Linked DNA regions of Mus musculus: all the other regions are linked to region 1. Evidence: chromatin loops called from intact Hi-C (ENCODE). Cell type or tissue: heart. All regions are shown on one strand. Each heading gives the region's core, and the rest is flanking DNA. Links, peaks and the distances in the headings are about the cores only.

Region 1 (7,926 bases), core at 1,854-6,853:
ATTGTGTAGAGTCATCCTGAGCTTCTAGAGATCCTGAAACTCCAGTGGCCTAAGCACAGGTTCTCATGAGTCAGCTGTCACTCTGACGGATGCCATTGAGGTCAATTTAGGCATCTGGGCATCTCTGGAAGATTCTGGCACTGCTCTCTGATACCTTGGCTCTGTGACTTTATTTATGATTTCTGTTCCCTATCTAGAATTAGACATGATAAATAACATGTATTGTGTTTAGGATTGCCTCAGGAAAGAGGGCGAAGTCCACAGAACAGGGCATCTTAGTACACACTTGGCTGCCTAGGGTTCTGGACTTCGGCCTTCGGTGTTGTCACCTGTGAGATGAGGCTGTACCCCAAGAAGGGAGTGCTGAGGGCAATCTACAGTGCCGAGCATATAGCAATGCCTGCTAAGAGTGGTCTCTTGTTCTTAGTGTGTCAGACTGAGCCATCTGTGCTCTTTTTCAGGAACTGTGGTGTATGGTGAGCCCATCACGGCCAGCCTGGGGACTGATGGCTCTCATTACTGGAGCAAGAACTGGGCCAAGGCTGCGGCCTTTGTCACCTCCCCACCCTTGAGCCCCGACCCAACCACTCCAGACTTTCTCAACTCGTTGCTGTCCTGGTGAGTACCGCTGACTCACTCACATCCACACGCTAGAGCAACTCAGAGCAAAATGAGTCCGTAGGTGACGGCACGGTGGTGGCTGAGAACAGGCTTAAAAACAGACCTTTATTGGCCGAAGTTAGGGTCGCTAAGTGAGAACAAGGAATCAATCTGTCGCCATCTTGGGTGGGACTTCCTGATATTAACCTGGGCCATTCTGACCAGTCAGCTGAAGGAAGGGTCTGAGTGAGCGCCAGGATGGTGGGCAAGACGTCATCTGTGAAATGTCTCACCAGACAGATGGAGGTAGGCTGCTCAGCAAGGAAGCCTCATGTCATGTGTTTCCTTCCAGTGGAGACCTCCAAGTCACTGGCAGTGCCCACTGCACCTTCAACACTGCCCAGAAGGCTGTGGGGAAGGACAACTTCACCTTGATTCCCGAGGGCACCAACGGCACTGAGGAGCGGATGTCTGTCATTTGGGATAAAGCTGTGGTAAGGACTGATGGCCTTCCTCGTGGCTGGCCCATGCATGCCCCTGTCGCTGTGGGTGTGGGGCTAACGTTGGCCAGTTGAGAACATTCTAGAAACTAGAACTTGGAAGATGATATTTCTCCTGAATGGAAATCCAAGATGAGATTCCCTAAAAGCACATTTCCTTCTAAATATTCCTGCATCAAGGAGGAAATGGCTTCCTCAGTCCCCTGCTGACCTTCTCAGTCAAGAGTCCTCAACTCCGGTTCCTTGAGAGTGTGGCTGAGGACATCAAGGCTTGGTATTCAGACCCACCGTGGGCTTCTGCTCAACCTGTTTTGGACAGATACTGATCTTGGGGATTTGGAAGCTTTTTTCCTTCTGATGTTTGACAATACAGTAACAGTATTTAGTAACAGTAAATCAGTGGGTTTCCTGATTCTTAGTGAACTCTTACATCTTGTGAGTGAACATCACCTTGTTTCAGAGGAAAGCTACAGTGAGTGGGGAGTATCCTCGGGCTTTGCCAGCACTTTGTGTGCACAGCAGGTCAGCCTGCTGGTGACATTAGCATCACACACAGTGTCACAGCCTGTCAAAAACAATTCCTAACATCTCATGCAGCGTTCTTAAATCCACAGGAGGAACAAAAGACTTATTTTTATCTCCGCCCCCCAACCCCTGGAGACAGGGTGTCTCTGTGTGGCCTGGGTTGGCCTGAAACTGGCAATGTAGATTAGGCTGACCTCGAACTCACAGAGATCCATCTGCCGCCGCCTTCCCAGTGCTGGGATTAAAGGCGTGGCCACCACACCCATGGAAAACCTTGTTTCCTCCTAACACCAACAGTAATTTGTCTCTAATTCTTTGACTGGACATTTGTGATGCTCCTAATTTTTCTTTTAACTGAGATGCATATCCGTAGAGACATATCCTTGGGTATATCTTTAATTATGTTTGTAGGAGAAGTTTCTGGAAGTAACTTGGGCAGGCCAAGGGGAATCTATTAAAGACTGAATTTATATTGTTAACATAATGCAAAGATTACATCTGACACAATGCATGACACTTCTCGCTGGGTTTTAGGAGTAGAACCCCCAAAACACTATTGAGTTGGTGAATTTTGTCTTTGTTATTTGACATTCAATTTCTTTGGTTGCTGATTGGGTTGAATTTTTTAATATGCTTTTTTGGCCATTTAATTTTTTTCTTCCTCGTAGTGCACACTCATATCCTTGGTCTCCTGTGTTTAGAATGGAAAGATTTCAGGAAATGATTGGCCCTTACCTTGGAAAGCCAGATGCTGGGTTGAGACTTACTGACTAGAAGCCCAGACCTGTTGGGAACTTTATTGAAAGGGAAATCCCAGGATGAATTGCATGCCAACATACCTTCAGCTTTCTGACCCTATCCATGTATGTGTGTGTGTACTCTGTACCCTATCCGTGTGTGTGTGTGTGTGTGTGTGTGTGTGTGTACTCTGTACCCTATCCTTGTGTGTGTGTGTACTCTGTACCCTATCCATGTGTGTGTGTGTACATGCTCTGTACCCTCTCCATGTGTGTGTGTGTGTACTCTGTACCCTCTCCATGTGTGTGTGTACATGCTCTGTACCCTCTCCATGTGTGTGTACATGCTCTGTACCCTCTCCATGTGTGTGTACATGCTCTGTCCTGCAGGTCACTGGGAAGATGGATGAGAATCAGTTTGTGGCTGTGACCAGCACCAACGCAGCCAAAGTCTTCAACCTTTACCCCCGGAAAGGTCGCATCTCGGTGGGATCTGATGCTGACTTGGTCATCTGGGACCCTGACAGTGTGAAGACCATCTCTGCCAAGACACACAACAGTGTAAGGCTTGCCTGTCTTGAGTAGACATGTGTGCTGCAGGCAACAAGAGACAGGGGTTCAGGAAACCTCAATCGGATAGGAGTAAAGTTTCCCCAGGATGTATTGCTAACTTGCAGTGTCCCAAGGGCCAGACTGGCCCTATCACTTTCTTTATTGAGATCCACAAGACTAAGACTCTTGGGCACATTTCAGAGGCAATAGCCGCTGTCCTTACACCTTTAGGGTCCCTAGAGCAGAGGTTTTTTAGCCCTTGGGTTGTGACCCCTTTGAGGGTTGAATGACCCTTTGACAGGAGTCACATATCAAATATCCTGCATGTCAGATATTTAATTATGATTCATAACAGTCGCAAAACTACAGTTATGAAGTAGCAATGAAAATAATTTTATGGCTGGGGGTCACCACAACATATTAAAGGGTCACAGCACTAAGAAGGTTGAGAGCCACTGGCCCAGAGTGATTTTAGGTCCTCAGAAGCTTCTAGAAGTCAGTCAACACTGTGTTGTCGTGGTTTGTGTGGTGTGTTTACTGCAAGGGATCCAGCTAGAGCAGCCAGTGTCTGTTCCCGAGGCGGCATTGGGCACTGCCATTTCCTGTCAGTCCTCTCTCAGGAGTGATTGACCGCTATGCTTCTTGTCCTAAAGGAAGAAGAAATAACCCAGGTTAATAGGTCACAGTTTAGGAACTACAGAATTTGGGGAAGCTTGTGGTCACAGAGCTTGCAGATGTTAGTATCTGTTAGTCGGTTAGCATGCTGGCGTTTCAACTGAGAACCAGGGATTCACGTGTTCTGCTAGTTTATAGATTCAGTGAGCCCAGAGCTATCAGACACCCGCAGCTCCTCCCAACCTAAAATCCTGACAATCTAAAATCCTCTCTCTTGGACAGAAGGTTTTGGGTGGGGTATGCTGGGTTCAGTGCCAGCTTCTTTGGTACCTGTGGGCGCCTTCATGGTGGGTACTTCGTGGGGAGGGAGATGGCTGGACTCCATATTTATAACTGGTTTTGCCCTGCCGGTTCAGCAGAGCCTTAGTGCCAAGCCGGCTTAAATTTGTACCATCCATCTTGGGCTCCTCAGTGGCGCCCTCAGGACTGACCTTTCTGTGCGTATGCCTATTATTTCATAATCCTCCTCTTAATCTGACCTTCTCACTAAAGGGTCCGGTGTGATTATCCTAAGTGAGAAGATAAATAACCTCGAGGTGCAGAGAGCTTAAGTGACCCGTCTAACGTTACATAGTGATCTTGCGGTCGAGCCAGAATTAGAAGCCTTAATTTTTCAACATTCTTCCCTCCCAGACTGCGTATGCATGTGCAGGGTGGGGTGGGGAAAGTCCTGTCCCTCTTCTGTAGTGTCCCCTCCCCAAAAGGGCTGCCATGGCTCATCAAACACACAGGTGACCGGGCTGCTAGGTGGCATTGGGACCTCCCTGCCTGGATGGACGAGAGAGCAGGGGAGAGTGAAGGTTTGGGAAGACAGTTGCTGCTCACATGACATTTTTCTGGGGGGAGGGGGTAAAATATGGCAGTTTTTATTTATTTCTTCCATGGCAAGACAAACAGAAAATCAAATGGTTGGCATTGGGTATCATCACCCTGAAGACAGAGAAACAGAGAAATTCAGAAAACTGTACAAGAATCAACAAGAAAAAATCCTAGCATAAAGAAAGGAAATAAACGCAAAAATTCCACAGTTATGTACTGTTTTTTACAGACAGGAAAGGGAATATAGCATAAGTTTACATTAAATTCTCTAAATTCCTAAAAAATAAATTTCTGGGGATTTATACAGCTTACAAACGCAACTATAAAAGTATCAAAAGCCTTCTTCTACATTTTCATAATGTTGGCATAGGATGTTAGATGTAATCTGAGGAAATATGATCACATCGCATTTTTATCTCACTCTGTTCCGGGCAGTATCCCGCGCAGCCCTGCCAAACACCTCATTGTCTCCCCCTGCTGTCGGGGCTGGCGTTAAGCATGCCTGTGTGACACTGCCCATCTGGTGAAGTACAAACAAGATTCTAGGTTCTGTCTTCAGTGTGGAACAACCGAATCCACAACCCGATTGCTAATCCTCCCTTAGGATTTTCCAGGATTCCAACTTGCTCTGTAATTTTTGGAAACGCATGCGGGTGAAGTTGAAATGTCCGTGCTTTGTGGTGGTTGCAACCTCCCACCTCAGCAAACGGCAGGAGCTCTGATATCACATCTTTGAGCATCTTTAAATCACTTAGAGCAGAGGTGTTCAATCTGTGAATTTCGACTCCTTGACAGGGGTTGCATATCTGCTATGCTACATATAAGATGCTTACATTACAATTCATAACTAGCAAAATTACAGTTGGGATGCAGCAATGAAAATAGTTTTACAGTTGGGGTCAGCACAACATGAGTCAGTGTATTAAGTGTCACAGCCTTAGGAAGGTTGAGAACCACCGACTTAGAGTCATGGTGCTGCTTCCCTCTGTATTTTAAGGGAGAGGGGGACATCGGTCTAAAAGCCTTACCACCAGCTCCCTCCTAGGTCACTAGCCCCAGTTTGTGTGTTATCCAAGGCCTTGGGTACCAGGGGTCAGTGCTCATGCAAAATGCAGGGATCAGCCAGCGGTGGACAGGGGACTGGGTGCTTTTGTGACCTGTATCCTTTCTGATGTTAGGGACGTCAGAGAAGTATGTAAAGTCACTTCACTGATGGATGGCAGGCCTGGGATGAAAGGGACCAAGGTCAAGGCTGTGTTTGGAGATGAATTGTTAGTGATGAAGTGATAGGGAAGAGGTAGGCTTCGCCTTTATCTTAGAGGATGCTCACCCCTTTCCAAGGTCATTTCAGAGGAGACTGGATCCCCTCACCAAAGGTTCTTTTTGTGTCGGTGCCACACCACATGTGTCTTACTGAGGAACCGTAAGTACTCAGGCAGGCTTTAAGTGACACGGTCCACTGTTATTCAGTGCCCATCTTTTGCCATGTCCAAGACAAATCCAATCGTGCGGTACGTGATGAAGGACAACACCTGAGATGAGGTCTTTAGTTGGGGACTGGGAAAAAAAAATAAAGGCAGAGCTGGCATGTTCTTCGTATGGGATCAGGGAGATGAAGATCTGTCCTTGGGGAGGTCGTGTGAAAGATCCCACTATGCCTCTGCTTCAATATTTCTGAGTTCGAGGCCAGCCTGGTCTACAGAGTGAGTTCAAGGGTAGCCAGGGCTACGTAGAGAAACCCTGTCTCGAAAGACCCTCCAAAAAATGGCCATGGGGGCGAAGGTCTCTCTTGAGACTCTGAACTGGAAACTGGCGCCCATACAGGCTTTAGGTTTAAATTCCCATTGCCTGGGCGGGCCTCACAGCCTTGAGCTGAAAAGGCTGTGTGGGATACCTCAGAGGTGGGTGGCTGCATCCCTTGGGTACTCCCTGGAGAATCTGGCTCCCTCTGGCTATTATGTTTACACAGTCAGCTCTGGTCAGTGGCAGATGTGAGACATGATGGCCCCCAGCATCTTAGGATTCTCGTGAGGAGCCGCTTGCGTGTAGCCACATCTCTCTACTTCTGTTTACGGCAACCTCCCTGTTTCTCTGTGGAGTCTCTGAGCTGTGCTGGCAGCAGTCCTTGCACTTCCCGGGCAGTGCTCCTTTTCCACATGGGAATGCATGCTGCTCTGCCCTTTCTCTGTCCCTCCCTCCCCCAGCCGCCGCTCCAGAGAGCAGAGATGACCTGTGACCCGGTTGTTGGTGTGGCTCTGCCCTCTCACAGAGCCTCAAGGGCAGTGATTCCCAATGTTCCTAATGCTGGGACTCTTTGATACAATTCCTCATGTTGCGGTGACTTCCCCAACCATCAAATTATTTTGGTTGCTGCTTCACAGCTGTAATTTTGCTACTGTTATGAGTCATAATTTAAAATCTGTTTTTTTTTTCTGATAGTCCTAGGTTACCCCTGTGAAAGGGTCATCCTATCCCCCAAAGGGGTCTTGACCCACAGGTTGAGAACCACTGCCCTAGTTTTTCCCCCTCCATTGGCCTGTGTTTTCCCAGAAGCCCATGCTCTGTGCCACATGTTACCCATTTGTTAGCCATTTGTTCCTGAAAGGCAGTCATGTGGAGAGAGCTGTAGGCGTTCAGCCTGAGCTGAGCCAGAATTAAGGACACCACTCTGACTTACAGAGCTTTCTGTGTCAGAAAGCCTCTTGTTTTCTGTCGCTTCCGACTGACAGACAAACGCACTGGCAGGCAAACCACCTGTTTCCCGTGAGGGTGTGCCAAATTGCCTGTTTTCACTCTCTGTGACATGAGCCCCCAAACAAGGGTGGGTCGTTTAGGAAACTAAACCTCAATCCTGTCATGGGCTTGTTGTCTTTTATGTGCCACCAGTCCACGCAGTTGGGGACGTTTGGTTTAACCACAGGATGCTTAAGTCCGTGAGAAAACGGCCTCGTTTTGCAATTTAGTTTGGACCTTGTTCAGAGGCGAGCCTTGGGAGTTCAATCTGCACAGGGGAGAGTTGGTGGAAATGGGAAGACAACCCCACCCCACCCCATTAGTGTTTCTCTTTTCCCTTCTTTTTTTTTTTTTTTTTTTTTATAGAATTGTGGATTGAATCCAGGGCCCTGTGCATTCTAAGAGTTCAGCCACTAAGTTCTACCACTGAGATTCACATCTCCACTCTGAGCTACATCTTCGCTCCACTAAATCGCCCAGGCTGGCCTTGAACACACTCTAGCTCAGACAGGGTCTTGACCTGAGATCTTACTGCCCCAGAATTCCGGGTGTATAGGTCTGCCTCACAAGACCCACCCAGAATGATTTTCTTTTTATTTGTAAAGCATTTACACACACACACACACACACACACACACACACACACACACACACACACACACACTATTGTTATTTTCTTCAGCTATTGCCCTCTCAGATTTGGAGTTGTGGATGAGATGAGTTCAGATTCTAGGCAGAGAAAGCATGGGTCCCTGGGGTGGCCAGCAAGGACAGACAGCCTTCTT
Region 2 (7,926 bases), core at 1,807-6,806, 200 kb before region 1:
CGACATTAAAAAGTAGTGTGTTTAAGGTCTGCTGTGGCCATATACCTTCAGTCCCAGCACACTAGAGACAAAGCCGAAGCCTACTCTACAAAGTCTCACAACATTCTAGATAAAGGCAAGGAGCTAATCCCTTGAGTTCAAGGCCAGACTACAAAGTAGGTTTCCGAGCTACCTATGAAGAGTCTGTCCCCCTCTCTTTCCCAATTTAAGTGTGTCTAAATAATGAATCTTACCAATTTTCTAAGCTATTTGAGAACCCTTAGTCTATCTAAAGATGGAGAGTTGAAGCTGTGTGAGTTTCTTACACAGCATTCTTATCATGTATAGTGAATCTGTGGGACCTGAGGGGGTTCTCAAATGTTTAAGATACTGGGTCATGTGGGATGCACTAGCCCTATGTTTGAAATAGAGACTTTACAGATTTGAAGTTAACATAAAATGGCCCTTCATAACACCTTGCTTGTCACATAGACAACCACAAAACTTCGGGTTCTACAAAGAATTCTTCAAGCAGGAAGTTAAACTGGCATAAAAATATTTAGAAATAGGACCAGCAACCGGTTTGAGTAGTTTCCCACCAGGGGGCAGTAGTTACATCTTGACCAGCCTCTGTGAACTGTTTGTGGATTGTATAGACAGGTATGCCATTAAAACCCAAACCAGGCCAAGTAAACAGTGATTTTAAAGTGTGCTTGTATCCAGGTTAATGATTGGAAGTTAACATAAAATGGCCCTTCATAACACCTTGCTTGTCACATAGACAACCAAAAACTTTGAATTCTACAAAGAATCCTTCAAGCAGGAAGTTTAACTGGCATAAAAATATTTAGAAATAGGACCAGCAACCGGTTTGAGCGAGTTCCCACTAGGGGACTGTTTGAGACCCGTGATAGACATCCAACGCCTGTTTGAATGCACCAGGCTCTCTGAGAAAGGACTTACTTACCATTCTTCCCTTGCAAAGGCAGATCTGATAAACCTTGTTACAAGACCAAAGACTTCACGCACACTTGTGCAGAGTTAACAGCAAGGTGTGTAAATACGATTCTCTGGACAGTTAAAAAGCGCTTAAGGCGAGAGAATGTTCACTCAAACGTCCTTAGGCCTGTTTTTCTAGAGGAACTGGGTTCATCCTATGTAAGCGTAATGCCTTCCTATTTCCCCCTGATTCCCATGTTGAGGATTTTGTTTTGAGATAAAGGGTAGTCTTTTTTTTTTTTTTCTTTCTTTTTTTTTTTTTTGGTTTTTCGAGACAGGATTTCTCTGTATAGCCCTGGCTGTCCTGCAACTCATTTTGTAGACCAGGCTGGCCTCGAACTCAGAAATCCACCTGCCTCTGCCTCCCAAGTGCTGAGATTAAAGGTGTGTGCCACCACCGCCCAGCTCAAAGGGTAGTCTTGAACTGACGTTCTTGCTTCTCTGTCTTCCAAGTGTGTGCTGGTGGGTGACTTTCAAGTATTATCTATAAAGAGGATTTTCTTGTCTACATAGCCACACTTGTGTGGATTTTCCATAGCCAGTTCCTGGTTTTGATTTTTGTTTTTATTTTGCAAGTAGAAATTAATAATCATCCCAGTCTCAGTGTAAAAACTATTAGTGTACAGCCCTACAGCCAGAATTAGTACCTTATGGGATAGGGACATTACAGATCTGGGACATGATGACAAAAATGCGTTCCAAGGGCTGACCAGATGGCTCAGTGGGTAAGAGCACTGGCTGCTCTTCCAAAGGTCCTGAGTTCAAATCTCAGCAACCACATGTTGGCTCACAATCACCCGTAATGAGATCTGATGCCCTCCTCTGGTGTCTGAAGACAGCTACAGTGTACTTATGTATAATAATAAATAAATATTTTTTAAAAATTATTTCCAAAATAACAAAACCTTGAATCATGATTATATCAACCATCTTCTTTCTTTTTTTTGGGGGGGGGGTGGTATTTTTGTTTGTTTGTTTGTTTATTTGAGACAGGGTTTCTCTAGCCCTAGCTGTTCTGGAACTCACTTTGTAGACCAAGCTGGCCTCAAACTCAGAAGTCCGCCTGCCTCTGCCTCCTGAGTGCTGGGATTAAAGGTGGGTGCCACCACCGCCCGGCTATCAGCCATGTTTTCACATCTCTAATTGAACAAAAACTGGCTTTTCACTTTTATCCATTTAAGAAAGAAAGGAAATGGTGACCTAGGTTGGGTGTGGTGGTGCACACCTGTAATCACAACAGCCTCGAAACAAGGAAAGGGTGAGGAATCCAAAGTCATGCTCAAGCAATGCAGGGTCCCAGGCCAGCCTAGACTGCAAGCCACACTATCAAAAAGGTTCGGGTGGGGCCAGAGCCATGGCTCAGGATCTCCTGTGGCACCTACATGGTGTATCATAGCCATCTGTGATCCCAGTTCCAGAGGAATCCAGTCAATCTTCTTGCCTTGGGGGGTGCAAGTCATGGAGATTGTACACATGCATCCACCCATGCACACACATACACGCAAATAAAAGGTTCATACAGAGTCTGAAAGAAACAGAACAATGTGACCCAGTTTGTTTGCCTGCTCCCAGTGTTTCTAGTCTGGATATAAGATTCTTACAGAGTATGCTCCAAAGAGTACATTCTCAATATGAGGCGTGTTTCTTTTCATTCCTAGTTGGATCTTTTGAAAAATCTGTCTTTTTGCTTTAATTTTCTATTTACGTATTTGAGAGGAGGCATGCCTGTGGAGGTCAGAGAATAAGATGAGTGGTCTATTTTGCCTACTTTGCACTATATGTTAAGTCAGTCTCAGGTACATGAAGTACTTAGACATAAAATGAGAAGACCCAGAGGAATGTTTTTATACCTGCATTATGCCTTTATAAATATAACACTGTATGTGGGAGGCCTAAGAGATGATTTTTATCACTATTTATGTGTGTATGGCACTGTGTACATGTGGAGGTCCAAGGACAGTTTGTGGGGTAGGTTCTCTCCTTGTACTATGTGAGCCCCAGAGATTGAACTCAGTATATAACTCTGGGCTGCAGCCCAGCCTTTAACCGGAGTCATCTCACCAGAGAATTGGGGTTTTATAAATGCATGTGGATGTTTGCCTGCACGTATGTCTGTGTACCATGCGGGTTTCTCATGCCCTCAGATGCCGGAAGACAGCATTGAGTGCCCTGTGAACGAGCTGTCATGTGGGTGTTTTGAACCAAACCTGAGTCCTTTGCAAGAGCAGCCAGTGTGCTTAACCCCCCAAGCTATCCCTCCAGATCATGTTTTTGGATGTCAATTCAAAGTGACAAAGACTTATTGTGTGTGCCTGTATTTATGATTTAGAGGGGGAGGGCATATGCCACGGTGCATTGGTGGAGGTCAGAAGGCAACTTTGTTAGCTTTCTTCCCATCTACCGGGAGCTCCGGGCAATGAACTCAGTCTGCAGGTTTACTCAGCAAGCGCCTTTACCGGCAGAACCATCTCACTGGCTGGTCCTAGATTTAGTATTTCCGTGTTTGGGTATCTCAGACCATATTTTTAAAAAAGACAATTACATGAAAATTCAACAACTGCAATTAAAGCAAAGTTAAAAGGCAAGTACAATATTGAGAAAAACATTATACAAAAATCGGGTCAAGGAAACTTGACAAAGATACGACGTAGGAGTATTTAGGAACATTAACAGAGTCAGCAACCAGCGTACAGGAGGTAGGGCATTTACAGAGATAGATAACAACCAGGGTTTGGGTAAATCTGTATTTTCTTTTCCCTTTTAATTTGTTTTTGAAGGCAATGGGTCGCTCGATAGCGTAGGCTGCAGGGAACTCGAAATCCTCCTGCCTCAGTCTTAGAAAGAGCTGAAATAACAAGTGTGCGCCACGCCCAGCCATTGATTTTTTTTTTAAACCGTGATTACATGTTACCTTTGCAATTAAAATGTTATAAATTCCAACAAGGTGATTAGCTCCAAGGTACCTCCCACGGTATTCTGTGGGAGGCACAAATGGATGTTTCACTAAGGGGAGGAACTGGGGTTTTCTGCTTCTTTAAAGCCACGGGTGAGTTCTTAAGTGGATACTGCAGGCGTGGGAGGGGTTCCATTCAGGCCCCGCGCGCTTCCGGGCTGCACACTCCTCCCTAATCTCAATCCAATGCCAACTTCCTAGCTCAGCCCTTCCGGCTATTGCGACTGACTCGCAGGAATTCTTTCCTGGCGCCCGTATCAGCTCGACTTCCGCACCCGCACGTCCCGAGCAGCTCGCGAATGCCCCGCCCAGCCCGGCCTGGTCACGCCCCCTATCCTGGGCTCCGACCCCGCCGTCCAGCTGCCTGTGTTGTCATCACATGGTCCGGGAGGGCCCTGACGTCACGAAGGGAGGGACTGCGCAGACGCAGAAAAGGGGGCGGGGGAACTCGACTTGTTGTGTTGCTGCTCGAGAGCCGGATACTGTCGTCCTGCGGCCGTGCCGCTTCCAGTCTCCAGACCATGTCTCACTTAGTCGAGCCGCCGCCGCCCTTGCACAACAACAACAACAACTGCGAGGAAGGGGAGCAGCCCCTGCCGCCGCCCGCTGGCCTCAACAGTGAGCACGGGGCCGCCGGGCTCAGCGGAGGGATGGGGGAGGAGGAGCCGCTCGGCCGCCGCCGTGCGGGCGGGGGGGGGGGGTTGGTGGTGGTGGTGGGGGAGTGGGCGGGAGCAGACGACAGCTCATTGGTTGGGACCGAGATTGTGCGTATGACTGACAGCGGCGCGCTCCGGTTAGGAGCAGGCGCTCGGCGCTGGCTCGCGGCCTGCGCCTTGGGCGCCGAGGTTTAGGGTCGCGGTGGGCGTCGGGAGCCGGAGGCGCACGCAACTCGGGGTGGCAAGCGGAGGCTGGCCAGCGGAGGGGGAGCATGGGACGTGCGGCGGGGACACCGGGGGATGGACGCGACCGGTCGGGCGTGGCGGGTGGACGTGCGGCCGCGCAGGTGTGCTTGCGGAGCTCGCCTCCTACCACACGCCGGTCCAGGGGGTCATCGGAGTTTCGTGCAGGGTGCTTGCTCCGCCCCTGACATTTATCTTTTTTTTTTTTTTTAGTCTGAAAATTCCCAAGTTTCTCAAGTGAGTTTTTTGTTGCTGTTAACCTTGAATTCATATTTTACTGCTTTTTCTTTTCTTTTTCTTTCTTTTTTTTTTTTTTTGAGAGAGCTTCTCATGTAGCCCAGGCTGGCCTCACTCGTTGTGTTGCTGAGTGACCTGATCCCTCCTACTTTCCACTTTCCCAAGTTCTTGGGTGACAGGCGGCAGCCACCATACTAGTAACTTTTCAAGTGCTGTTTCTTATGTTAAATGGATTGGGTGCCCAGCACATGCCCTAGGATCACGTCCATTTCAGCCAAATCTGCAGTGAACTTCAGGAAATACAGTAAACAACACAACAGACGCAGGCCACAGGTACTAGCAATTGAAAGTTGATGGTCAGGATCCAGTTGCAGTCAAACAGACATCTTGTCCCCAGAGTGTCCGCTGTTGTTGTGAGATCGCCGGACCTTCTTGCCCAACCTTTCTGTTTGGATTTCATGTCTTAATGAAAGAGGTAGTGGGTGGTGGTAGTTGTCACAGGGCCAGATGAAGTTCTTTAAAAGCCATTTGTATGCTTAAAGGTCAGGCAGTGTCTTTCATAAGAGGGATGGCTTCCAGGGTGGCCAGAACGGTTTAGGGAAGAGCTGTTACTGAGTCTAGAGGATAGTGGCAGGAGCGTTTGGGTATTTTAGCCAGGTGTGGTGCCACTTGCCTGTCATTCAAGCACTAGGGAAGTGTAGTAAGCGTGGTCCCCAGAATAAAACTTTGTGTCAGAAAACAACAAAACCAAAAAATAAGGAACAAAGAATTCAGGAATTTTAAGACTCTGTCCCTGCCCCATATTTTGATAAGCAATATTTGATAACTTCTCTAAAATGCCGGCTTTTACAAAGATCTAGTCAAGTGTGTCCTTAAATTTTACTCATAATCACATAATTCAGAATTTAAAATTTTTACCCATCTTTAGCATACATTTTTGGAAATGAAAAGACTAAAGAAATACATGCTTCATGTTATTTCCAGAAGCTGTGGCTCTTTTTTGAGGCCCATGGGTGCTTTCGGGAGCCTTCCCTTGTTTTTGGCATGCTTATATATGAGTATCTTCCGCCTGGGCCTTTATGAGTTAGTTGTGCTCAGCGTCTTCTTACTGCTTAGATGTCTGGAAAATTCAAAGGGATTTTCATTTTTCTTGGATTCTTTATTAACAACAGAACTGAAAAGGGTTGAGCTATGTTTGTTTATTCCTAAGTCTCACAGACCTGGGAGGTGTTTGTCATGGACCAGCCAGCTTCTTCCTTAGTTTTCTCAATGGCTCTTGGAGACCCTCCAGCCTATAGATGATACCAGATGTTACTTTGGGAAATCTGCTAGATAAAAAGTATTGTACTTGGGCTAATTAAGCTGTACTTTTAAAAGTTACTGAAAGCTCGATGGTGCCAGGTTTAATTATTGTCCTTGCCTCTTACTTTGCTTGCTTTGTTGTTGTTGTTGTTGTTTTGTTTTGTTTTGTTTTTTTTTTCGAGACAAGGTTTCTCTGTGTAGCCCTGGCGGTCCTGGAACTCACTCTGTAGACCAAGCTGACCTCAGCACTTGGGAGGCAGAGGCAGAGGCAGAGAGATCTGCCTGCCTCTGCCTCCCAAGTGCTAGGATTAAAGGGGTGTGCCACCACTGCCTGGCCTTTGTTTGCTTTTTAAAGTTTAGTACACAACCCTGGATTGAACAAAACAAACTTTATTGATTCTTCCAAGTGATTTTTTTTTTTTTTTTTTTTGGATGAGCAAAACAACTTACTCAGACATCTAAAACCATCCTAATTGCTGATAACTCTAAGCACTTTGCTGGCCGCAGTTCCACAACTGTGGAAAACAGCAGCTGAAACACATACAGATTATCTCTGGCTTGGGATTTTTATCTTTAGTTCAAGGATCATGGCAGAGGGTTTGTCTGTCCGTTTTAATGTGTATGGGTGTGCCTGCATATATGTATGTGCACCATGTGCATACCTGGTGCCTATGAGGCCAGAAGAGGACATCAAATCTCCTGGAACAGAAGTACAGATGGTTGTGCGCCTCCAAGTCATGCTGGGAATCCAACCCAGGTCCTCTGGAAGAGCAGATACTGCTCTTAATTGTTGAGCCATTTCTCTAGCCCCACAGCAGAGTGTTAATAGCAAATTATTAAAATTTCTTAAGGACTATTTTAGGGGTGTGTGTGTGTGTGTGTGTGTGTGTACACGTACCTATGTTGTGGTATGTCCACTTGAGTGCAGGTACCCATAGCATCCAGAAGATGACGTTAGATCCTTGGAATCTGGAATACAAACAGATATGGGTCCTGGAAATTGAACTCTGTCTGTTCCTTTGGTTTTGTTTTTTTGTTTTGTTTTTCAAGACAGGGTTTCTCTGTGTAGCCCTGGCTGTCCTGGAACTCACTTTGTAGACCAGGCTGTCCTCCAACTCAGAAATTCGCCTGCCTCTGCCTCCCGAGTGCTGGGATTAAAGGCGTGCGCCACCACGCCCTGCAACTCTGTTCCTCTGTAAGAGCAGTGCATGCTCTTAACAGCTGAGCCATCTCTCCAGCCCAAATTATTGATATATTTCAGACAGTGAAACCTTTCTCTGATTCTGTTACCACTATAGGAACTGTTGGAAGACAAATACCCAAAAGGATGTTTCCAGTAGTTACTTTTATAATTAACAAAACTATCAAGTTTCTCAAGGTAAGACACATAGGAGACTGCAGGAATGGCATAAGGAAGATCAGAGTGGTATCATAACTCTGGTGTAATTGGAATTACAGCCTTTTCTTGCTATCTGCCCTGGGGAAAGGTTCAGGCTAGGGCACATATGATGCCTTTGTCAGTCACTAATGTGTAGTGTCCACTCTTCTGGCACAGAA
Region 3 (7,926 bases), core at 1,465-6,464, 140 kb before region 1:
CATTAGAAGAGCACCGTAATCTGACAAAAGTCAGAAAAGAGGGAGAGAAAAGTACAGTAAGAATCAAACATAAAAGAAAATTAGGAATGTGCTAACCACACCAGGAATCTCAATAAATGGAAGTGAGGTTAAATGTTTTCTTAAATGCCTCTCTGAAATCCAAGAGTATCTGGCTGTAGAAAAAGTCTACATCACACATGACAAGGTACCTCACATTATCATGCATCAGAATGTCACATGGTACCCCATAAGTATGTACCCTATAATTTATATTTGTCAGTTGATGGAAGCTCGGTGTGAAGCTCAGACGAAGAGTTCTTAACTACGTGGGCACAGCTTTGGGGTTTCCCCAGCGTGGCAAAGAAATAAATATAAAAAATTTAAATTGTATGAAAAGGATCTTTTAAGGAAATATTGTTCAGACCGGACAAAAATAGAATTCAAGATTAAAATTACAAGTTTTTTAAAAATCTATTTTTAAAACTATACCTCCTGGGGCCATGGAGATCTCTCAGTGGTTGGGACACAGGTTCTCTTCCAGAAGACCAGGGTTAGTATATTCCCCAGCACGCCCACTGTGCCTGTCATCTGTAACTCCCATTCCAGGGGATCTGATGCCCTCTCTGGCCTTGGGCACCCCTCCGTATGCACACGCATACATACACATAAATAAAAATAAATCTTTTTTTAAAAAAGAAATTGATCACCAGATATCAAAGAAAATCTCAATTCTAAAAATGCAGGATGATCACAACCAAATAACAGCAAGTAACAACGAATAATAATGACAATGTCCAGAGTAATTTATGAACAAGCCTATAAGAATTCGTAGTGTTTGCTTCTTGTAAAAAGAGTTGGAGGTAAACATGAAATTTTTATATTTAGCCACACGAATGAGAGATTGTCTTGATTTTTTTATTAGTGTATACTTTTGAGTTGTTTAAAGTAACAAGTATATAAAGCAACAAATGAATATGAAATAAAAGCTCCTACCAATTGACGGGGCAGGGGGACTTAAAATTGAATTACTTAGAAATAAAGTCACGACAGTTGTTACATATCAAAACCTCTGCTCAAGGGCAAAACAGTAGCCAGTGCACTTATATAGTCCGAAGCACACAGACTAGGGAAGAACAAAGCTGCCTAAAATGTAAACAGAGACCAATCCTGAGAAAAGATAAGGATAAGTAAGGATAGCATTGAAGGGAGACGAAACTGTTATTTTCTACTGCAGTAAACGTCCAAGAGAAGCTACTGAGCCAGTAATCCAGTGAGTAAGAATAAAACAGTGGGGTGCTCTTGCTCCTCCTGCTGGCGAGGATGTGTAGGGGAAAAGGCCCTTGCTTATGTTAAGAGGGCAGTAAATTGCTTTATCACAGAGAGCAGTCAGGCTCTGCAGGTTAGCCTGTTGTCCATGGACAAGTAGCCTCACCGATAGGTCCTCTAGAGCAAGACTTTCATAAGTGCTGTTAAGAAGAGTCTCCAGTCTCTGGATGGCCTGTCCTTCAGCTCTGTTCCATACTTTGTCTCCATATTTCCTCCTGTGAGTATTTTGTTCCCCCTTCTAAGAAGGACTGAAGCATCCACACTTTGGTCTTCCTTCTTCTTGGGCTTCATGTGGTCTGTGAATTGAAACTTGGATATTCTGAACTTTTGGGCAAATGTCCAGTTATCAGTGAGTGCATACCATGTGTGTTCTTTTGTGATTGGGTTACCTCACTCAGGATGATATTTTCAAGTTCTATCCATTTGCCTTCGAATTTCATGAAGTCAATGTTTTTAATAGCTGAGTAGTACTCCATTGTGTAAATGTATCACATTTTCTGTATCCATTCCTCTGTTGAGGGATATCTGGGTTGTTTCCAGCTTCTATTATAAATATGACTGCTATGAACATAGTGGAGCATGTGTCCTTATTACAAGTTGGAGCATCTTCTGGGTATATGCCCAGGAGAGGTATTGCTGGATCCTCCGGTAATACTATGTCCAATTATCTGAGGAACCACCAGACTGATTTCCAGAGTGGTTGTACCAGCTTGCAATCCCTCCAGCAATGGAGGAGTGTTCCACTTTCTCTACATCCTGGGGGTCCATCCCATATTCAGTCACCAAACCCAGACACTATTATGCTATTGTGGATGCCGGGAAGTGCTTGCTGATGGGAGCCTGATATGGCTGTCTCCCGAGAGTCTCTGCCAGAGCCTGACATACAGGGGTGGATGCTCGCAGCCAACCATTGGACCGATAGAGGAGTTGGAGAAGGGACTGAAGGAGCTAGGTGCAGGGGTTGGGGGATTTACAGCCCCATGCAGGGAGCAACAGTGTCAATCTGCCAGATCCCCTGGAGCTCCTGGGGACTGGACCACCAACCAACACATGGAGGTACCCATGGCTCTGGCTACATATGTGGCAGAGGATGGCCTTGTTGGACATCAGTGGGAGGAGCAGCCCTAGGTCTGAGGGAGTTGGATGCCCCAGTGTAGAGGAATGCCAGGGCAGGAAGGTGGGAGTGGGTGGGTGAGGGAGCACCCTCATAGAGGCAGGGGAGGAGGGATGGGATAGGGGGTTTCCAGAAGGGAGACCTGGAAAGGGGATAACATTTGAAATGTAAATAAGGAAAATATCTAATAAAAGAATATATATATACACACACACATATATGAAGAAGAGTCTCCATGGAAGCTGGGTGAGGCAAAGAATTGGCATGAGACCAACGGCATCTAGCTAGGGAGATGGCTCAGTGGGTTAATCACTTTCTGTGCAAGTGTGAAGACTTGAGTTTGGATCCCGGTACCCACACAAAGCAGGACACCACAGTGCTTCTGTAATTGAAGAACTCCCAAGGCAAGATGGTAGGCAGCCACAAGGGAATCCCTGGAAGTGTGTGGGCCAGCTAGGCACCAGCGAGCAAGCACTGTGTATCACACAGTGTGGAAAGTATGAACCAACCCCAAGCTGGTAAGTGATCCTCACACGTGCACTGTGACATATCACATGAAGTCACACACAAATATGCATGCACATACATACGCGAATGTGAGTGCACACATACACCCGGCAAAGGGGGGGGAGTGTACACAAACAGGAAGACACAGGTAACACTGAAAAGAAACTAGGCTGAGACGCACAGGGGCAGGAGGCACAGAGAAGAGCTTAGCAAGCAGTGGCCATCAGCAGAGAAAACTCTTGACTTGACAACCCTCAGCCAGAGGTTAGCAGGTAGGTCAACTCCCAGAGTCACCTATACTCTATACCTACCTATACAACCTATATAGGTATAATACTCTATACCTACCGCTGACCTCGGCCCAGGGAGATCTGTACTTGGCGAGTTGTGAGCCATGAGGACGGGGTCTCGGCTTGAACATATCTCAGCGCTGTGGTTGCTCTCCCACTGGAGTGTATACTCAGGATACACCCCACAGCTAGAACATGAACTACCCCAGGGGCTGCTTACAGTCAGGCTGTCCTGGAGCACAGACACCTGCTCAGCTCCCACACTGCAAAGCTACGTGTGGCCAGCAGAGGCCCCCAGTGTACAAAGAAGGCAAGCCATAAAGAGGAGGCGACTCCGGGAGCCATCAGATCTGCAGGGTAGTGGCTCAGTAGAGGCAATGACTGCAGAAAGGGCAAAGTGCACAGTTGGGCTGATGCTCCTCGCTAGTTTCTTCTTTCCTCTTCTCCCATTTTATTTTTAACTGTTTTTAGTAGTATTTTTACTTTATTGTGTCAAAACAATTAATACGTGGTTTTATTCTTTATGCCCTTTTATAGCTCAATCTTGTCAATTCACTTTTCTTTTCCAAGTTAAAAAAAAGATTCCCTTTTTTAAAAATTTTATTTTATGTGTGTAAGTGTTTTGCTTGCACTTATGTCTGTGTACCACATCCATGCCCATTGGCTGTGGAGGCCAGAAGAGGACATTTGGAGTTATAGATGGTTGTGAGCTGCCATGTTGAGAATTAAACCCAAGTCCTCTGGAAGAGCAGGAAATGGTCTCAACCATTGTGCCATCTCTCCAGCCCTCATGCAGTTTTTTCTTGTTACTGGACAAATTTTTTACCCCACTCCCAATTCTCAAAAAAGTTTATTTGAGTCCCCTGCTGCAATACTTACGGGCAGTTTCTCCCTCTCACACAGTTATAACTGCACAGAAAACTATGTGCAGAATAGAATCTTAGCTCCCCCCCCCCCGCCCGCCACAGCTGTTTTGACTTATCTTATTAGTTTCATTTTTTTTTAAAATCTAGCATTTAAAATTTTTATTCCTCTTCTTACATGGGTGTGATTTTGTTTTTTAAGCTTTCTAATTACTGGGAGATCTTATGCTAATCTGTTTTTATCATCTCTTACTCCTCGTTCTTGCTCTTCAAAGCATTCTGCTCTGCTTCGTTTCTCTCTTCCCTCTTTAACTTGCTCTCCTGTTGTCCTTCCTTCTTTCTACGTCTTTCCTTCCTCTCATTGACTGTCCCCGCATTTGCTCTAACTTTCTAACCTGACAGCTCATTCTGCATTGCGTTAGACATTTCCAGGCTTAGATCAGTTTTGGTCCTGCTTGGGGCTCTAACTGCTTTTCAGTCATTCTGTATGTTGCAGGGTTTGAGATCCTTGTTACAATAGTTTTCTTTCTTTGCTCTGAGCAGCGTTGGGGATTCAGCCCTCTAGACTAGACTGCTCACAGGAAGATTCCCCAAAAAAGCTGGAAGAGAGGTCCCACTAACAAAGTCACAGGACAGAAGCGTGTGGAAAAGCCAGGTAACATGACCCTTCAAAAGAGCCCAACTCTCCAGTCACTGAATTCAAAGCCACCAAGGTAGGCAAGAGACACAGGTTTCAGACGTTTACTTGTAAGACTGACCAGTGACTCCAGAGGATACAGACAACAGGTGGGCTGAATCCAGGACCCAGAGAAGACGGTCAGGCTCATGGAAGGAAATGTCAGCAAATGGACGAGAGAGTCAGTATGTATGCACTAGTTAGCAGCATGGCAGGAAAATTCAACAAAGAACATTAGAGTCTGAAAACAAAACAGAAGTGTTGGAAATGAAAATTTTGAAGGGGGAAAAAAACCAAAAAAACAAAACAAACCAACACAGTCACTCGTGGTAGACGAACATCCTGAACCAAGCAGAAGAAAGAACGTTAAGATGGAGAATGGAGGGCTGGAGAGACGGCTCAGCGTTTAAGAGCACTGATTGCTCTTCCAGAGGTCCTGTGTTCAATTCCCAGCAACCACATGGTCGCTCACAACCATCTGCAATGGGATCTGGTGCCCTCTTCTGGTTTGTCTGAAGACAGCTACAGTGTACTCATCCTCATAAAATAAATAAATAAATCTTTTTTTAAAAAAGAGATTTGAACATTTTATTTAAAAAAAAAAAAAAAATGGTGGATGGAGTTGAGGAAATTCGGAGTTCAAGTGTCAGCATCCGAAAAGAAGCTGAGCTGTGATGAAGCGATCAGAGACAGACCAGCCTACAGGAGCTGTGCTAAAACCAGGAGGCAGAGTCTGCTCAGTAAAGTCAGAGCGGCAACTTCCCGAACTAGACAAAGAGTGGACGCCCAAACGGTGGCATTTAGAGCCCAGACCAGAGAGCCTCTCCACGACCTACCAGGGTTCAGAATCCAGCATGCAAAGCAAAGACACATGTGAGGCGCTGCAAAGGAAACTGCCAACAAATCCTTGTAAACGCTAGGAAGGCAGTCCAGTGATGTGCCCAACCGGCAAAGCACCGTGGCCAGACCCAAGCCTCCCTAGGACCCACGGTAGGAGAAACCTGACATCAGAAAGTTAGCTTCCGGGCATGGTGCGCGCATGCGCATACACTGAGTCTGAGCGAGAATGCGCCTCTCCTTTCGCTTTATGGGTTCTAGAGCTCAAACTCAGGACATCAGGCAAAGTGACAGCACCCTTACCAGCTGAGTCTTCTTGCCAGCCTTGTTTTTCATGAACAGAACAGGGTCTCACTGTGTTGCCAAGGCTAGACTTGAACTTCTGAACACCACTGATCTTCCTGACTCCCCAGAGGTTGGGAATCTGGGCAAACACCCCTATGTCTGGCCTGTTGGTAACATCTCGCCTTAATAGTGTACATTGTTTTCCACTTATGGGCCAATATCGGCGCACCATCATTTGAGCTTCATAGTTTTACATTAGGTCCGTGCTGCGCTATGCCGGTTTGCTGGGTCTTGACAGATGTGTGACAACAATTGTTCATCATTACAGTGTCATACAGAGTTGTTTCCCTGCCCTAAAAACCCCTCCAGTGCACCTGCCGTGCCTACATCTCACCTCAAGGCCGTGCCACGCCCTGATGGTTTATTGTTCCAAGGTTTTGCCCTTCTGGACAGTCCCTGTGATAATAGACTCAGACATTGTAGGGTTTGTCCGTTCACTTCCCCTTTTTAGTGAAATAAATACACCCCCTGTAAGCATCTGTGTGCAGCTTTGTGTGTGGACATGGTTTCTAGCAGATGTATCTGAGTGTGACTCCTGAGTCGTGCTGGGTCGGACTGTTTAGTTTTGTACAGAGCTGCAGAGCTGTCTTCAGGCCAGTCTTCCTCAAAGCGAGCAGCAGAGGAGAGAGCTCCTGCCGCCCCACCCTTGCTTGTGACCGTCAGAACCTTGGATGTCAGCCATTCTAAGAGGTGTGTGTACCCTGGTCCCTGCGGTGGCTTCCATCTGTGCCTCCCTAGTGACGTGTGACGTCTCGCAGCTGCTCCCACGCACGTTTGCCATCTGCCACTCTTCATAAGACGTGCAGCCCAGGTGACAGCTGGGGGCTCCTGGCCCCTCAAAAGTCAGATAAGATTTATTAAATCCTGTATTCCAAGCCTGTGAAAGTGCTAATGCCGCCCAGAGAGAAATGAAGGCTAGGAGAAGCTTCTAGAAGTGGAGGCATTCACCACACTTACGGTTTCTGTGGAACACGTGAGTGCCTTCCAGTCGGCATCATGTGGTCTCCAGTAGGTGGGGCAGGTACTATTTATTACTATTATTCCTTGAAAAATGGAACTGCTGAGGTAAATCATTCCAGCTTGCAGAGGTGGCCGAGTGAGACATGAGCACTGGCCTCTTGTCACTCAGACAGACGGGCCTTAGGCTGGCAGAGTCCACCTCCTTGTGGAAAACTGCTGAAGCCAGTAAGTATTGCAACCACCATTTTGGTTTCCTTCCTTCCTTCCTTCCTTCCTTCCTTCCTTCCTTCCTTCCTTCCTTCCTTCCTTCCTTCCTTCCTTCCTCCCTCCCTCCCTCCCTCCCTCCCTTCCTTTTCTTTTTCTTCTTATTTTTAACATTTATTTGTTTATTCATTTTGTATGAGGAAAGGAGCCGTGAATGTTTGTGGAGGCCAGAGGACAACTTTTGAGAGTCAGCTCCCCTTCTGCCCTGTGGGTTCTAGGGAATCAAGCTCTGGCAAGCAGCCTTGGGGGGGGGGGGCACTGCCCTTGCCTGATGACCCTCAGCTGACATTGCCAGCTCCTCATTTTTATTTTTATTTTTGAGGCAAGATCTTGCCCGGGTCCTCCTCAAACTCTATTCTCCTGCCTCAGGCCACTGCCTGCTGGTGTTACAGGCTTAGGCCTCCACCCCTGGCTTGTGTCACGAAGGCCTTTAGCATGTCTAAGCTGCCCACACAATCAGGAAGTAGAAACTGAGTCTCACTGAATCTAGGAGCTTGGTTCCAGGCAGAGCTGGAGTCTGGGGCCTCCCCAGTCTCTCCTGGTGGAGCTCTGGAAAGATTCAGCATCTTGGCAGTTCAGGAAGGCTCGGCATCCATCACTGGCCATGTATGCTTGTCAGACACTGAGCCCCTGTAGAAAGCAGACTTTTAAAACTTCTCATGCTCTGACAACTCGCCTGAGTCCTTGATGCCCTCCCTGTGTGAGCCAGCTGCCATCAGATAATAAAGAACACCCTTGGGAGCG
Region 4 (7,926 bases), core at 1,385-6,384, 62 kb before region 1:
CTCTCTCTCTGGGTGTGTGTGTGTGATAATCTGTAGAATGCAGGGAACTTTTTAGGGCATGAAACAATTCTATATGATACTATAATGGTGGATAAATGTCACTGACTTTCATAATCATAGATTGAATATTCAAGAGTAAACTTGCTGGACATAGGAGTGCATGCCTATAATCCCAGCACTTGAGAGGTAAAGGATCAAGAGTTCAAGTACATTCTCAGCCACATTGTGAGTTGGAGGCCAACCTATACCATATACCGTCCCGTCTCAAATATCCAAACCACAGCAATGAAGAGTGTACTCTAGTGTGAGCAATGCTTTTTAATTAATAATGTGTCAAAGTTAGATATGGTGGCTCATGCCTGTAATCCCAGCACTGGGGAGAATGAAGATAGGAGAGAGGAAGATCACTACTGGTTTGAGGCTAGTTTGAACTACAGAATAAATTCCAGGTCAGCCTAGTCTTAGAATAAGACTTTGCCTCAAATTATATCTCTATAGGATCCCTGGTGGTAACACATTTATTACATTATTAATAGGAAGAGAAACTGTGTACCTGTGGGGAGGATATATGGGACACTTGTTACTTTCTGCTTTTTTTTCCCCTGTGAATTTAAATGCTCTAAAATCAAGTTTATTGAGTTTTAAAAATGGAGGATCATAATATATAATAACACACTGTAACTTACTGTTATTTATTTAGTTATATGCATGGACAATAAAAACCTAGCAGTTGCCAGACAGTGGTAGAGGACACCTGTAATCCCAGCACTTGGGAGGCAGAGGCAGGAGGATCTCTGCGAGTTTGAGGCCAAGTTGGTCTATAGAGTGAGTTCCAAGACAGCTAGGGTTACACAGAGAAACTCTCGTCTTGAAAAAATAAAACCAACCAACCAAACAAACAAACAAATAAAAAGCTAATTATTGTTGAAAGAAAGTAGGTAAAGACAACAGTTAAGTGTCTCAGCCAGGTTCCCTTAGGGTAAAGTCTACAAAGTAGTCCTAAGGTTGACCAGTTGCTCACTCTATGATAGACCTCTTTCAACGGAGCAGGGGAAGAAGCCAGTTGACATGGCTTGAGAAGCTAATAGGAATAGACTCCACCTTGCTAGAGTAGGGCCAAGAACAAAGGGCAACGACAGGGCAATCACTGCTGAGGACGCAGAGCCCAGGCTGGTGAGAGGGCTGGAGCATGTCCCCAAGTTCAAGGAAATAAAAAGTAGCGAGGAAGAGGCTGCGATCTAGAAGGGAGAAGGAATGGGAGCAAATACAAATTCTGGAATAATCCTCAGTTGAACAACCTCTTCCTACCTGATTGGAGGGGAGACGAGAACTCTGCTCTGGAGTGATACTCATCTGTAATCCCAGCACTCGAGTGGCCAAGGCAGAAGGACCAAGAGTTCAAGGCAAGCTGAGCTCTAATGGTGAAATCCCGTCTCTAAAAGGCCAAATGGGGGCAAGGGAGAAAGAGTAGGTACATGTGATTCCATCCCAGGAACTTGGTACTCTCCAGGCCATATTACTTTCTTGCTGAGCACTGGCCTTGTTAGGTAGTGAATTCCCCAAGGCCAAGCCTCAGCATGAGCCACAAAGATGGTCAAGTTCTGTTAGCTCTTGAGAGATGGGGGCAGGGTGACAGAATCAAGGACATCTATCAGGCCGAGGAACAGAAGGGTGCTGTGCAAACGTTGGACCATGAAGTTCACCTGGGAAAGAAGAAGGGATTCTTTCACTCTTGGTGACAGAGTGAGGAAACAAGGGCTCAGACAGCTTTGAGAATGGTCAGTCCAAGTCACTGAGGCCATGAGAATGAAGGCAGGAGGGGCTGGAAGGAGAAGGCCTTCAGGAAGAAGGGGAGGAGACAGAATGTGTATGTACGGATTTCATATGGATTTAAAGATCTCGACATTGTGATTGCCTTAGTTAGGGTTTTACTGCTCTGAACAGACACCATGACCAAGGTAACTCTTACATTTCATTAGGACTGGCTTACAGGTTCAGAGCTTCAGTCCATTATCATCAAGGCAGGAACATGGCAGCATCCAAGCAGGCATGGTGCAGGCAGAGCTGAGAGTTCTACATATTCACCTGAAGGCTGCTAGTGGAATACTGGCTTCTAGGCAGCTAGGATGAGGGTCTTAAAGCCCACGTTCACAGTGACACAGCCACTCGAGCAGGGCTACACCTTCTAATAGTGCCACTCCCTGGGAGGAGCATAACAAACCGTCACAGTGATAGCAGTCAGTGTAGCCAGAATTTTGCTGCTATAACAAGCAGACCTCAGGTTTTATGACTTTAGCATAGGAGTGATTGGTACATGCTTCAGGTGGGTACTTACATGAAAATCAGTTTAATTTGGGTGAAATAAACCTAAAAAAAAAAAAAAACTCAATCACTCTAGCCATGTCATAGGGCTCCCCAGCCACATGGGGTGAGAGGTGACTTGGTTGGGGGCACAGCAGGTGCAGCATGTCTCCCTTGCTGCAAGATCTCTGTTGGCAAAGTGTCGCTCCCTGATTAGAAAGGGAGTGGGAGACAGACTCTCACTCCAGGAGAGGTTTGCTCTCAGACATGGACACACTCTGTCAGGGTTGCTTTATGAAGTGTTGCTGTGGGGCCAGTTTGCTAAGACTGAAGGTCAGAGGCAACAACTCCTGCAGTGGCTCTGCTGTCTTGCATGCAAACGTAGGCCAGACTCTGGTAATTCTGTAATTCTGATGAATAGTGAAGATTTAAGAATGTTGGGCCAGTGGGGGATTTCGCCATCTGTTTTTGTCCATTGTGCCCTGAATGTATTGATAGATATACTCACTGTGCATCTAGACCTCCACAGGCCTATGAGGTGAACGTTATCCTTCCAGTGGGGAGAAACACTAAGCACTGTTTCATTTAAACGTTGGTATCCATCTGTGCTGGTTCTCATGACCGGAAGTCCAAGGCTGCCCGGAGAAACTGGTTTTAGTTGGGGGCAGGGAGAAATAAGACAAGAAAGGGATGGATTTGGGGGATAAGGGAAAGTGTTTTGGAGTGGGGGGTCAAGGATAGAAATCAGTGAAGACAGAGATGTCAGGTAGATCAGCCAAACCTTGCTCCCATACAAGGCAGAGCCTGAGTTCTCCAAATCAAGTGCTTTATCATGAAGACAACAGGCTTGCTGAACTAAGGGGTTCTTGGATTTGAATATTTCTCTTGCTCCAGCAAGAAGCTGTGCTTTATTTGAGGCCTCTTTGGGCTTCACTTTCTCCATCTATATGATAGGATGGGAAGCCCTGGTAGGGCTTGGGGAAAGATGAAAGATTTGTATTGTTTTTTTTTTTTTTTTTTTTGGTATTGAATTTGAACTTTGTTGGGGGTCAAATTCAGGACGTTGCATTTTGGGAGCCAACTCTCCCACTGAGCCAGACCTGCACATGGATTATGTGTTCAAGGTCTCAGCACCATGACTGACGGTGTCAGTCTGTTCTCCATAGATGCTGGTTCCTACCTTATTAGCTGCACAGTGACATTGCATCCGATTGGATTGATATTGAAAGCCAGAGAAGCGGAAAGCTAGCAGTGATGTTTAGCCCTCTTTTGTAGAATGAAAGAGCAGGCCACACTGCACTTTGGAGAGGAGAGGAAGTTCTCAGTAGGGGTGAAAGCTTCCTGCTAGCTCAGTTTCTTGGTTTCCACTTTCAGAAATAGAAGGTTTGGTCCTGTGGCTCAGTGCACAGAGGAAAATAATCTTGCTGAACTCAGCTGTGGAAGATTCAGGCCCTGAGGGTGGAGGCAGGGTCAGATAATTGGTGGGCAGACTGGCTCATATCACTGGGACTTAAAAGCCCTCTCCCAGTGTGAAACCCCAATGCTCCAGGATAAAGGAGTGAACTATGTGCATACTCTTCATTGGCCACCAGGGGGAAGACCTGAGACAGGAAGGCCAGCTAGGTCTGGGTGTCTCCATCAGGGACAGAGACCTCAAGGACATTCTGTATTCACACATACCAGGGTGCAGTGTGTGTAATCCTGAGATCCTTTGGGTGGTGTCTGTGCCAACTGGAGGCTGGAAGAGAAAGCTCGATTCTGTTTGCTTCTGTGGAATACCCTGATTTCCTTTGTGTCCCAATACCCGTCTTGGCCTCATGTAGTCAGGGGATCTTCAGGACCCTTTCAGAGCCCAAAGGGGGCGGGTAGTTCATATGGCCCAGTTCTGGTAAAAGTAGTCTATGACTGTTCTGATGATCCTCACTGAGCCACACCCAAAAGATGCACCCATGGAAGGTGGTAGCTGGTCTGGTCTCATGTATGTCTGCTTAGCTGTCCTTTGGCAATCTGGGCCCTTTGGGGTTTCATAGTCAGAAAAGCAGTCATCCTTGCCTGCACCCATCTGCAGCCCAGCACCCTGGTCAGAGCCTTTTGGTTTTGGCAACCCAGGATCCCTGCTCCTTCTCTTGGCCGCTGTGTCATCCTAACCTCTGCAGACCACATCGGACGGAGGCTGCAGCTCTGGGTAACTGGCCGCAATGGCTCAGGGGGGTGTTGCGGTTTTCTTCTTGGCCACATCTAGATTCCGATCTTCCCGTCAGCATTTTGTTTCCGAGTGTCCCTTCCCTGTGATATTCTCAATGTTGGGCTTCCGCAGCGCCTCAGAAGCAGAAATGGTCACTTCAGCTTTCCACATGGAAGGAAAATGAAACTAAGAACCTTGGAGGGCTGGGTCTGGACAGATACTGTATTGGGCAAACTACTGAGGAACTGAGAGCAGCTAGCTAGTCACCCTGGAGCATCAGATTGACAGCCTTCAGCTCACCACCCCACTTCCTGGCATAAGCACCTTATAAAGCCAGGGTGGGTGTTATCTCTACTCCATTCATCTCCACAAGCCATCTTTTCAAAACATAAAGCTCTCCTGCTGCACTCTTTACAAGGGTGAGCTGTCAGCAAGACTCTGTCACAAGTTCTTAGCACTGTGAGTACAAAGAAAGAAAGAAAGAAAGAAAGAAAGAAAGAAAGAAAGAAAGAAAGAAAGAAAGAAAGAAAAGAGATCTACCCTCCCGCCAGGCTCGGGGCTGAGTTGCACCACACAGTATAGGAGGCACATAGGACAAAGGTATGGATTAGGGAGGAAGGATGAAGAATGATGGAGAGGAAGGAACAACTTCAGAGGATGAGGGCGTGCCTACACAAGAGATGCTTGCCCAGCAAGCACAAGGCCCTGAGTTAGAGCCTTTCTCTGTCCAATCTACTCAAAATATAACTTTAGAAAATATAGTCATGGGGATATTTTCCTAGGGGCTCCTTGTATGATTCTGAGGTTCATTTCAAGATTAATGAGGCTCCTAGCAGTTAGGAGAAACAACATAAACTGTAGGCAGCTTTGTTCCTTGTCCCCTCTTCTCACAAGAACAAGCTTTGCGAACAAAATTCCACTGAAGTTCCAAGGACCAGGGGGTGGGGGTAGGGAGCTGTGTGGCTGGAACCAAGACCCACCACAGTGACTGTGCCCAAAATAAACTGAGTCTGGTGTGGTTTTTGGCATGGTGGTGATGTGGAAAAGCCTTTTGTTTTTTTCCCCGTAACAACGAAGCGACAAAGCCTATTTATTTATGTACCAATCATTAACACGTACTATGAGATCAGGCTGCATGCTGCACAGCATCTATTTTATCTGAACAAAACAAAACAAAACACAAAAAAAATCCCAACCAAACAAAAACCAGAAGTGAAAGGAAAGAAAGCACAATGTGCTTTTCTACTTCTTTATTTTGAGATACGGTCATGGAAAGCTGGACAGACCAGCAGTGAATCTTGTGTTTCTCCTGCCTCGGCGTCCTGAGTAGCTGCAGGTACAAGCCTATGCCAACAGGCCCAGCTAAAGGCCACTGGGCTCTGAGCACGTAGGCAAACACTACTATTGGGAGGTGTCTTTTTCTTCTCTGCAAGAAGAGGTTTGCTTTGAAGCTCTGTATATCTGCTGAGCATGGGGACTGTCTGGGAGTCCAGGGGGCGGCTGAAGTCAGTCTCAACTCCCCCTTCAGTTTATTCCCCAAGACTGCGCCAGATGCTTGGGGTGTTACTACCATAAGGACTGTCTCACAGGGACACCAATGCTTGCCCTTTCCTGGTTGGTGTTGGGTGAGGAATTGTAGGGAGGTGGGCTCTGGAAGAGACTGTGAATGCAGAATAGATAGATTCATCCTTGTTGTCAAGCATTTAACTTTTAAACACCCAGAAGTCTTGGAGACTGGCACCAATATCCTATTCCCAGATAATGATTTCCTAGGAATTTTCCATTGAGTGTCTTTACAGAGAGTTAACAGTTACAGTTCATGGTAACCGATCGGTCAGTCTAGATGCTTCTTTCTCATCCCTTTTTATGTTCCTGCACTGAATTGAGCAGAAAGTTCACTAAGATATGCAACTACAAGTATTTTCCTTCATTAATTAAAGTTTGTTTTTTTTTTTCCTGGGCCTTCTATGTGCCAAATACTCTCTTAAGCTCCAGCCAGAGCAGATAAATCAGTTTTAACCTTCTGTCTCTGGACATTTATGGGCAGAAATGTCAATTATCATGGGTTAAGAACCTTGCGTGTCTGGCTATAGGGAGGAGCTTGACACTAATGAGATGGATAGATAGAACCAAACAAAATATTTCACAGCAAATTGGTAAATAACAAGATGAATCTAAATCCATTAAGATCAAGTGCAGGAAAGTGCAACAAAAACAAACAATGTAACTAGAGGCTATTTTGTTTAAATTAATGTGAATCTCATTAACCTTGCCTAACAAGTAGTTATTTCCCCTGTGATTTAATAGGGCCCTCCTCCTGCTGACTGCTAGCTGAACCTTACAGTGGGCTTTCCTGGAAAGTTTTGCTTTATTTTCATCGATCCACCTATCTTTCTATCTTCTATCCATCTATCTATCTATCTATCTATCTATCTATCTATCTATCTATCTATCTATCTACCTACCTACCTACCTACCTACCTATAATACTGTCTAGGTGGATCTTGATCCAATCTATGCATGTATGTATGTATGTATGTATGTATGTATGTATGTATCCATGCATTCATCCATCCTTCCATCATCTATCTACCTACCAACCTACCTATGATACTGTCTAGGTGGATCTTGATCCAATCTCTGTATGTATGTATGTATGTATGTATGTATGTATGTATCCATTCATCCATCCTTCCATCATCTATCTACCTACCAACCTACCTACCTACCTATCTATGATACTGTCTAGGTGGATCTTGATCCTTCTTTCTCTGCATCCCGAGTGCTGGGACTACAGCGCCTACCTAATGGCTGACACCAGTATTTAGGTACCAGCTAGCCCAGCTAGTGCACATTATCCAGTTGGAACAGGACATAGGGACTGGCTTCTGTTTTCAAGATGCACAGCTTAAATCAGAACTTAAAAGTGAAGACTGCCTCATAACCCTCCCTCAGGGACTGTAGATTTTTAAGGCAGGGGTTGAAAGGGTGAATTTTACACCTCCTTTGAGAATAGAAAGGCAGAAGACCCCTATCGTGTGGCCAGGTGCAGACAACAAACAAACAAACAAACAAACAACAAACTGGGAAATATAGAGCCTCAGAACGATTCTGTCTTTATCTGGCTAATTCTTGCTCAGCAGGTGTGAATCAGTTAGACAGATGACTTCCTTACCGAAAGGGCACCCGATGACCTAGATTAAGCAGTGACTACACGCATTCTCTGATCTCAAGGTGAGAAGGTCAAAGCCATGCCTTAGCAGAAGTTCTGTCATCTGCCTAGAGAACCTTCCTTCTGTCTACCGCACTGTTAGATCTTTAGCCTGGTTTGACAGTCAAAGGCTTTCAGGTCTATTTTACCACTAGGATCATTAGGGGAGGCCTGGTACACCCTTAGTGACTAGAGGTTCTGTTTCTCCATGACTCAGTTTCCTCTTTCT

What was found. Peaks named below come from ENCODE experiments on the same cell type or tissue, not always from the same donor. Only the 100,000 strongest peaks of a DNase experiment are listed, where the experiment ranks them.
Region 2: it touches region 1 in a loop (2.4-fold over the local background); 5 of 42 quality-filtered maps call a loop at or near these places.
Region 3: a loop joins it to region 1, with 2.9 times the contacts of the local background. A loop is called at or near these places in 22 of 42 quality-filtered maps.
Region 4: a loop joins it to region 1, with 5 times the contacts of the local background. A loop is called at or near these places in 27 of 42 quality-filtered maps.

The regions. Positions count from the first base shown.
Region 1 is chr14:66,808,123-66,816,048 of GRCm38, reverse strand. It overlaps Dpysl2 (dihydropyrimidinase-like 2), which reads left to right. Exons shown (of 14, transcript NM_001378767.1): 9 at 462-618; 10 at 953-1,094; 11 at 2,753-2,923. Among named protein-coding and RNA genes, the nearest start is that of Gm5464, 57 kb to the left of the region's middle. In heart, for the core only: a CTCF peak has its summit at 4,890 (motif pointing left); DNase peaks (open chromatin) are centred at 4,298, 4,888 and 6,538; H3K27ac peaks cover 989 bases.
Region 2 is chr14:67,005,311-67,013,236 of GRCm38, reverse strand. It overlaps Bnip3l (BCL2/adenovirus E1B interacting protein 3-like), which reads left to right and starts at 4,360. Exons shown (of 6, transcript NM_009761.3): 1 at 4,360-4,549. The coding sequence starts at 4,453. In heart, for the core only: no CTCF peak of the experiment used is centred there; DNase peaks (open chromatin) are centred at 4,296, 4,656 and 5,496; H3K4me3 peaks cover 2,513 bases; H3K27ac peaks cover 2,345 bases.
Region 3 is chr14:66,948,910-66,956,835 of GRCm38, reverse strand. No RefSeq gene overlaps it. Among named protein-coding and RNA genes, the nearest start is that of Gm24258, 18 kb to the left of the region's middle. In heart, for the core only: a CTCF peak has its summit at 3,520 (motif pointing right); no DNase peak of the experiment used is centred there.
Region 4 is chr14:66,869,521-66,877,446 of GRCm38, reverse strand. The region is part of intron 1 of Dpysl2 (dihydropyrimidinase-like 2); the gene reads left to right. Gm5464 (predicted gene 5464) reads right to left here. Exons shown (of 1, transcript NR_157372.1): 1 at 6,442-7,926. Among named protein-coding and RNA genes, the nearest start is that of Gm5464, 4.6 kb to the right of the region's middle. In heart, for the core only: a CTCF peak has its summit at 3,890 (motif pointing right); DNase peaks (open chromatin) are centred at 3,886 and 4,596; H3K27ac peaks cover 1,396 bases.